2 separate regions of the Homo sapiens genome follow, and region 1 is linked to region 2. A link is a contact called in ENCODE Hi-C or POLR2A ChIA-PET data. All regions are on one chromosome and are shown on one strand. The core of a region is the stretch at or near the end of the contact, and the rest is flanking DNA. Distances in the headings are between cores, read along the strand shown. Region 1 overlaps AGFG1 (ArfGAP with FG repeats 1). Region 2 overlaps COL4A3 (collagen type IV alpha 3 chain).

Region 1 (2,700 bases), core at 201-2,700, 170 kb after region 2:
ATAGTAGGTGTATGTATTTATGAGGTACACAAGATAGGAGTTTTGATACAGGCATGCAGTATGAGATAAACACATCATGGTAACCCTCTGTCTCTTGTGGGTTAATACCTTCTTATTCCTTTACTGTCATTTCGTTGTGGGTTTGGGCATGTGAAGAGATTTAGATTTTGTCCACTACTTTTTTTTTTTTTTTTTTTTTTGAGACAGAGTCTCGCTGTTGCCCAGGTTGGAGTGCAGGGGCGCGATCTCTGCTCACTGCAAGCTCTGCCTCCCGGGTTCACGCCATTTTCCTGCCTCAGCCTCCCACGTAGCTGGGACTACAGGCGCCCGCCACCTTGCCCCGCTAATTTTTTGTATTTTTAGTAAAGACGGGGTTTCACCATGTCAGCCAGGATGGTCTCGATCTCCTGACCTCGTGATCTGCCCGCTTCGGCCTCCCAAAGTGCTGAGATTACAGGCGTGAGCCACCGCACCCAGCCTTGTCCACTACTTTTAACTAGAATGCCTTAATTAGGTTTAAGTCATAACTTGAATATTATTTTTTAGATGCTTGCTCTAAGTGTTACAAGGACCTTATGGTGTAGTATTTGTGGCTTTCCCAGAAACTCAGAATAACAATAGGGATTTATATCATGCTTATTATTATATATAGAAAGCTAAATATATTCAGTTTTTTAATGTTGGACTCTGGATAGACGAATATTTTGGACTAGCCAACATATACGGTGTCTTGGCATCAATAGTTTGTAGATTTGATAACCTACTAAAGGCACCTTCCTTCCATCTGTTCTAGATTTTAAATGTATAATTTTATGCTATGAAACATATGTAATATTTTTAGTAAATAACTAGGATGGGCTAGATCTAAATGTCAACTTTATTACTTTCTGCCAGTATTATTGGCAACTACATAAACTTCCACAGGTTATTAAAAATATTTTTACCAGCTTCTCCCACAGCAGGAGAAAAACAATTAATAAAACTAACTAAATAAGCTTTCCTACTTACTCATCCAGCACAGATTGTTATTTGAATTGAACAAATGGTTATTTGCAAGATTGTTTGAGGCCTAGTTAAGAGCAGCACACTGATGGACATATGGAATGAGCCACACCATCTGGTTACAGTCATACCTGGGTGGTGGTCATTAAAACTAAATCTCCTGGGGATCTGCAGATGTCTTAATTATACTACAAAAATGTATTGGGCTGCACCAGTAGGCTACTTTGAACTTCTTGAAACCAGTTAACTTGCAAACATGTTTTCAAGATATCAAAACTGCAGTTATTGAGTCTTTTTTTTTTTTTTTTTTGCACAAAACTGAAGACTTAAAATGTGTATTTGAGGATCTGGAATGGGTGGTACTTCAGTATTGGCCCCATGAAAGTAATGTGGTTTACTTACCCAACACTTTCATCCAATAGTTATGACTAATATGACAGAAAAGTGTTTTATAAACCCTGAATTCACCCTGTAGCTAGAAGGGCTTTAGCAAAAAAGGGAAGTGACCTCAGGTTCACATCTTAAAAATACTTGTTTTGATTCACTGCAGGATTTTATTCACTTAAATGATCAAATTTGGTAGGTGAAGATAGTCTGCTAATGATAAATTTAATTACTCTAAAAATTGTGGTTACTATAGATACTAACACGAAATCAGGACTACAGTTTTTTTATTTCTTGACATACGTTATAATTTTTTGGTATGCAGTTCTGTGAATCTTAACATATGTATAGATTCATATAGCCACCACTCAAATTAGAACATGCAAGTTTTCCATCACCCCAAAAAACTTTTAGCCCTTGTTTTTACTGTACTCCTGGCAATTACTGATCTGTTCTCCAACACTGCAGGTTTTGTCTTTCCAAGAATGTTGTGTAAATGGACTCATAACTTTTCTAGATTGCCTTTTTTCACTCAACATATTATCTTTAAGATTAATCCAAGTTAGTTGTTGTTTATCTTAATAGTTTGTTCCTCCTTGTTGCTAAGTAGTATTCCATTGCTTGTTTGTTTTTCCATTTTCTGTTTGAGGAGTTTCTAGTTTTTGATATATATGAATGGAAATGCTGTAAATGTTTATGCTCAAGTTTTTGGGTGAACGTAAGTTTTCATTTCACTTGGGTAAATATCTAGGGCTAGGTTGTATGGCACATGCATGTTTAATTAAAAAATTGGCCAAGTTTTTTTGGTTTTGTTTTGATTTTTCCCTTTTACTTGTGGAATTCCGTTTTCTTTTTTTTATTATACTTTAAGTTTTGGGGTACATGTGCACAACGTGCAGGTTTGTTACATATATATACACATGCCATGTTGGTGTGCTGCACCCATTAACATTAGGTATATCTCCTAATGCTATCCCTCCCCCCTACCCCCACCCTCCATTTTCTTTTATGGTCACAATTGAAATTGTACTATTGATATTAACATTCCAGAGTTAATCAGTATTTTAATCTTCTGTTAATACAAGGTCTTTAAAAATACAAAGTAGTTTCATTTAAGTGGTGTTTCTTTTTTTTTGAGACGGAGTTTTACTCTGTGGCCCAGGCTGGAGTGCAGTGGCGTGATCTCGGCTCACTGCAACCTCTGCCTCCCAGGTTCAAGTGATTCTGCTGCCTCAGACTCCTGAGTAGCTGGGATTGAGGACTGCCACCACACCTGGCTAATTTTTCTATTTTTAGTAGAGATGGAGTTTTAAC
Region 2 (2,700 bases), core at 119-2,618:
CCATTTTTATAAGCCACTCTTCTCTAGGATTGCTTTCAATTTATGGGCTCAACATATATAAAATATATTTAAATTAGTACTTTGAAAAAACGAGTTTAAGATTTTTGTGTATGTTGCAACATTTAGAATGTGTTTTTTGAAGGACCAGCTGGATCAGATGGATTGCCAGGTTTGAAAGGAAAACGTGGAGACAGTGGATCACCTGCAACCTGGACAACGAGAGGCTTTGTCTTCACCCGACACAGTCAAACCACAGCAATTCCTTCATGTCCAGAGGGGACAGTGCCACTCTACAGTGGGTTTTCTTTTCTTTTTGTACAAGGAAATCAACGAGCCCACGGACAAGACCTTGGTAATGTCCCAGTCCCAGTTGCCAGTTGTGCTGTTCCACATGCAGATTGTAAATCTTTATAGCCTAGGATGCTTCCCTCTGAAGTTAAGTGTAAATAACCTTGAGTGTCTCCTGATACATTTTAAAGAGAGCAAATAAAACACTGGCCTGTCTAATTTTCATTCTGGAATGTAAAATGGTGGAAGGAGCCTAGCTCAGGAATGCTAGCCTAGCTCCTCCCATTCAGTGCAAACAATTTGCCCCTAAAACTCCCTAAACCACCTGTCTGCATTTATCTTTTTGGTGCTTTTTCTTTTTCTTTTTTCTTTTTCACACAGGGTCTCACTTTCATCACCCAGGCTGGAGTGCAGTGGTGCAATCATGGCTCACTGCAGCCTCCACATCCTAGGCTCAAGCCATCCTCCCACCTCAGACTCCCAAATGGCTGGGACTACAGGCACACACCACTATACCAAGCTAATTTTTTTGATTTTCAGTAGAGATGAGGTCTGGCTATGCTGTCAAGGTTTCTCTCAAACTCTTGAACTCAAGCAATCCTCCCTCCTCAGCCTCCCAAAGTGCTGGGATTACAGGCGTGAGCCACCATGCCCAGCCCACCCATTTGCTTTTCAATCTCACAAATAACTGCTTTTCTAAACCTTTATTTGGTTATTAGCTATTATGTACATATGAATAAGTGGGAATACTTTGAAGCAAAAACACTATCCCAACTGATCTATGCTAGCCCCCATGTTCTAAATCGATTAGAAAGAGCCACCGGAAGTATTAAAGGTGGGAGAAAGAAGATTTGTTTGCCTATTGGATCTTTGATTTCTATCAGTATGAAAACTTTTCAATACTACATTTTGCAGATAACTCTTTTGTGTTGTCTTTGTCCAGCTTTTGCTGCAGGTTACATTTAAATTAGCTTCTCTCTAGTAACGATGCTGAAAATAACTTTAACTTACTGAAAGTGATACTCAGTCTGATGTTTCATTAGGAACTCTTGGCAGCTGCCTGCAGCGATTTACCACAATGCCATTCTTATTCTGCAATGTCAATGATGTATGTAATTTTGCATCTCGAAATGATTATTCATACTGGCTGTCAACACCAGCTCTGATGCCAATGAACATGGCTCCCATTACTGGCAGAGCCCTTGAGCCTTATATAAGCAGGTAAAAATCCAATCCCCTAGTTTTACAATGGGACCAAGTGAATCACTTCCCTTGTAATGGAATGAAAGGCAGCACATGACAGTGCAGAAAGTGGCAATGCCGCCATAGTCTTTGTTTCATGTTACAGATGCACTGTTTGTGAAGGTCCTGCGATCGCCATAGCCGTTCACAGCCAAACCACTGACATTCCTCCATGTCCTCACGGCTGGATTTCTCTCTGGAAAGGATTTTCATTCATCATGGTGAGGAGAAAAGGAACAGGAGGTTTAGGGTAAAGACTACCTGTAGAATGTTACATTGTGCTGGGTAAAATGTGATTCCCAGGGTCGATGCTGCCTGCTGTCCGTGTGTGCAACATGCCATAGACATTTCCTTGAAAATCTACAAACAGACTTTTTTTTTTTACTTTTGGTAAATAATGGAGTACTAAAAAAGACTTCTCAGGAGGAGATTACCTACAAATTCTATTATGAAATTTAGGTGAATAGTAGCTGCGTTTTATTGATAATGGAATGTCTCTTTTTATTATTTTTTTTATCTTTTGAGACAGATTCTCGCTCTGTCACCCAGGCTGGAGTGCAGTGGAGTGATTTTGGCTCACTGCAACCTCCGCCTCCCAGGTTCAAGTGATTCTCCTGCCTCGGCCTGCTGAGTAGCTGAGATTGCAGGTCTGTGCTACCATGCCCAGCTAATTTTTGTATTTTTGGTTTTTTGTTTGTTTTGTTTTTTTAGTAGAGACTGGGTTTCACCATATTGCCCAGGCTGGTCTCAAACTCCTGACCTCCAGTGATCTGCCCAACTCAGCCTCCCAAAGTGCTGGGATTACAGGCATGAGTCACTGCACCCAGCCTGGAATGCCTATTTTTTATAAGATAACTGCTTTACATACATTCTCTGTAATTTTTATGAAAACGCTCATAGGTAATTTCTATCATTTACAGTTTTACAAATAAGAATGAAGTACTTTCCCCAGGGTCTTACAACTATTTAGTGGAAAAGCTAGGATCTGAACCCAGGTCTATCTGCTCCAAAATCTGTGCCCCTTTTGACATTCATATGGAGATAAAAGCAAAGAAAAATAGTCTTTTAAAGAAAAAGCTTTCAGATGTAAATGCTAGTGAAGAAGTTTATGGATTGGCCATGTGTGACTGTGATGACTGTCATAGCTGCACGCAGGTGGTTCTTTCTTTT

The links. Hi-C counts contacts between places; a loop is a spot of excess contacts on that map. ChIA-PET counts read pairs that join two places held with the same protein, here RNA polymerase II (POLR2A). Pooled maps may share reads with other maps.
Region 1: a pooled map shows a loop between it and region 2 (3-fold over the local background). The contact joins two enhancer-like sites. A Hi-C loop is called at or near these places in 2 of 50 pooled maps. POLR2A ChIA-PET finds 5 or more read pairs at or near these places in 2 of 52 experiments (IMR-90 and activated naive CD4-positive, alpha-beta T cell).

What each region holds. Positions count from the first base shown.
Region 1 is chr2:227,481,686-227,484,385 of GRCh38, forward strand. All of the region lies in intron 1 of AGFG1 (ArfGAP with FG repeats 1), which reads left to right. Among named protein-coding and RNA genes, the nearest start is that of AGFG1, 11 kb to the left of the region's middle. Within about 2 kb of position 1,451, at least 4 of the 41 ENCODE cell types and tissues checked have a DNase peak (open chromatin) inside an H3K27ac peak, as active enhancers do.
Region 2 is chr2:227,307,568-227,310,267 of GRCh38, forward strand. COL4A3 (collagen type IV alpha 3 chain) reads left to right here. Exons shown (of 52, transcript NM_000091.5): 48 at 143-352; 49 at 1,332-1,509; 50 at 1,637-1,751. The region is part of intron 1 of MFF-DT (MFF divergent transcript); the gene reads right to left. Among named protein-coding and RNA genes, the nearest start is that of MFF-DT, 16 kb to the right of the region's middle. Within about 2 kb of position 1,369, at least 2 of the 41 ENCODE cell types and tissues checked have a DNase peak (open chromatin) inside an H3K27ac peak, as active enhancers do.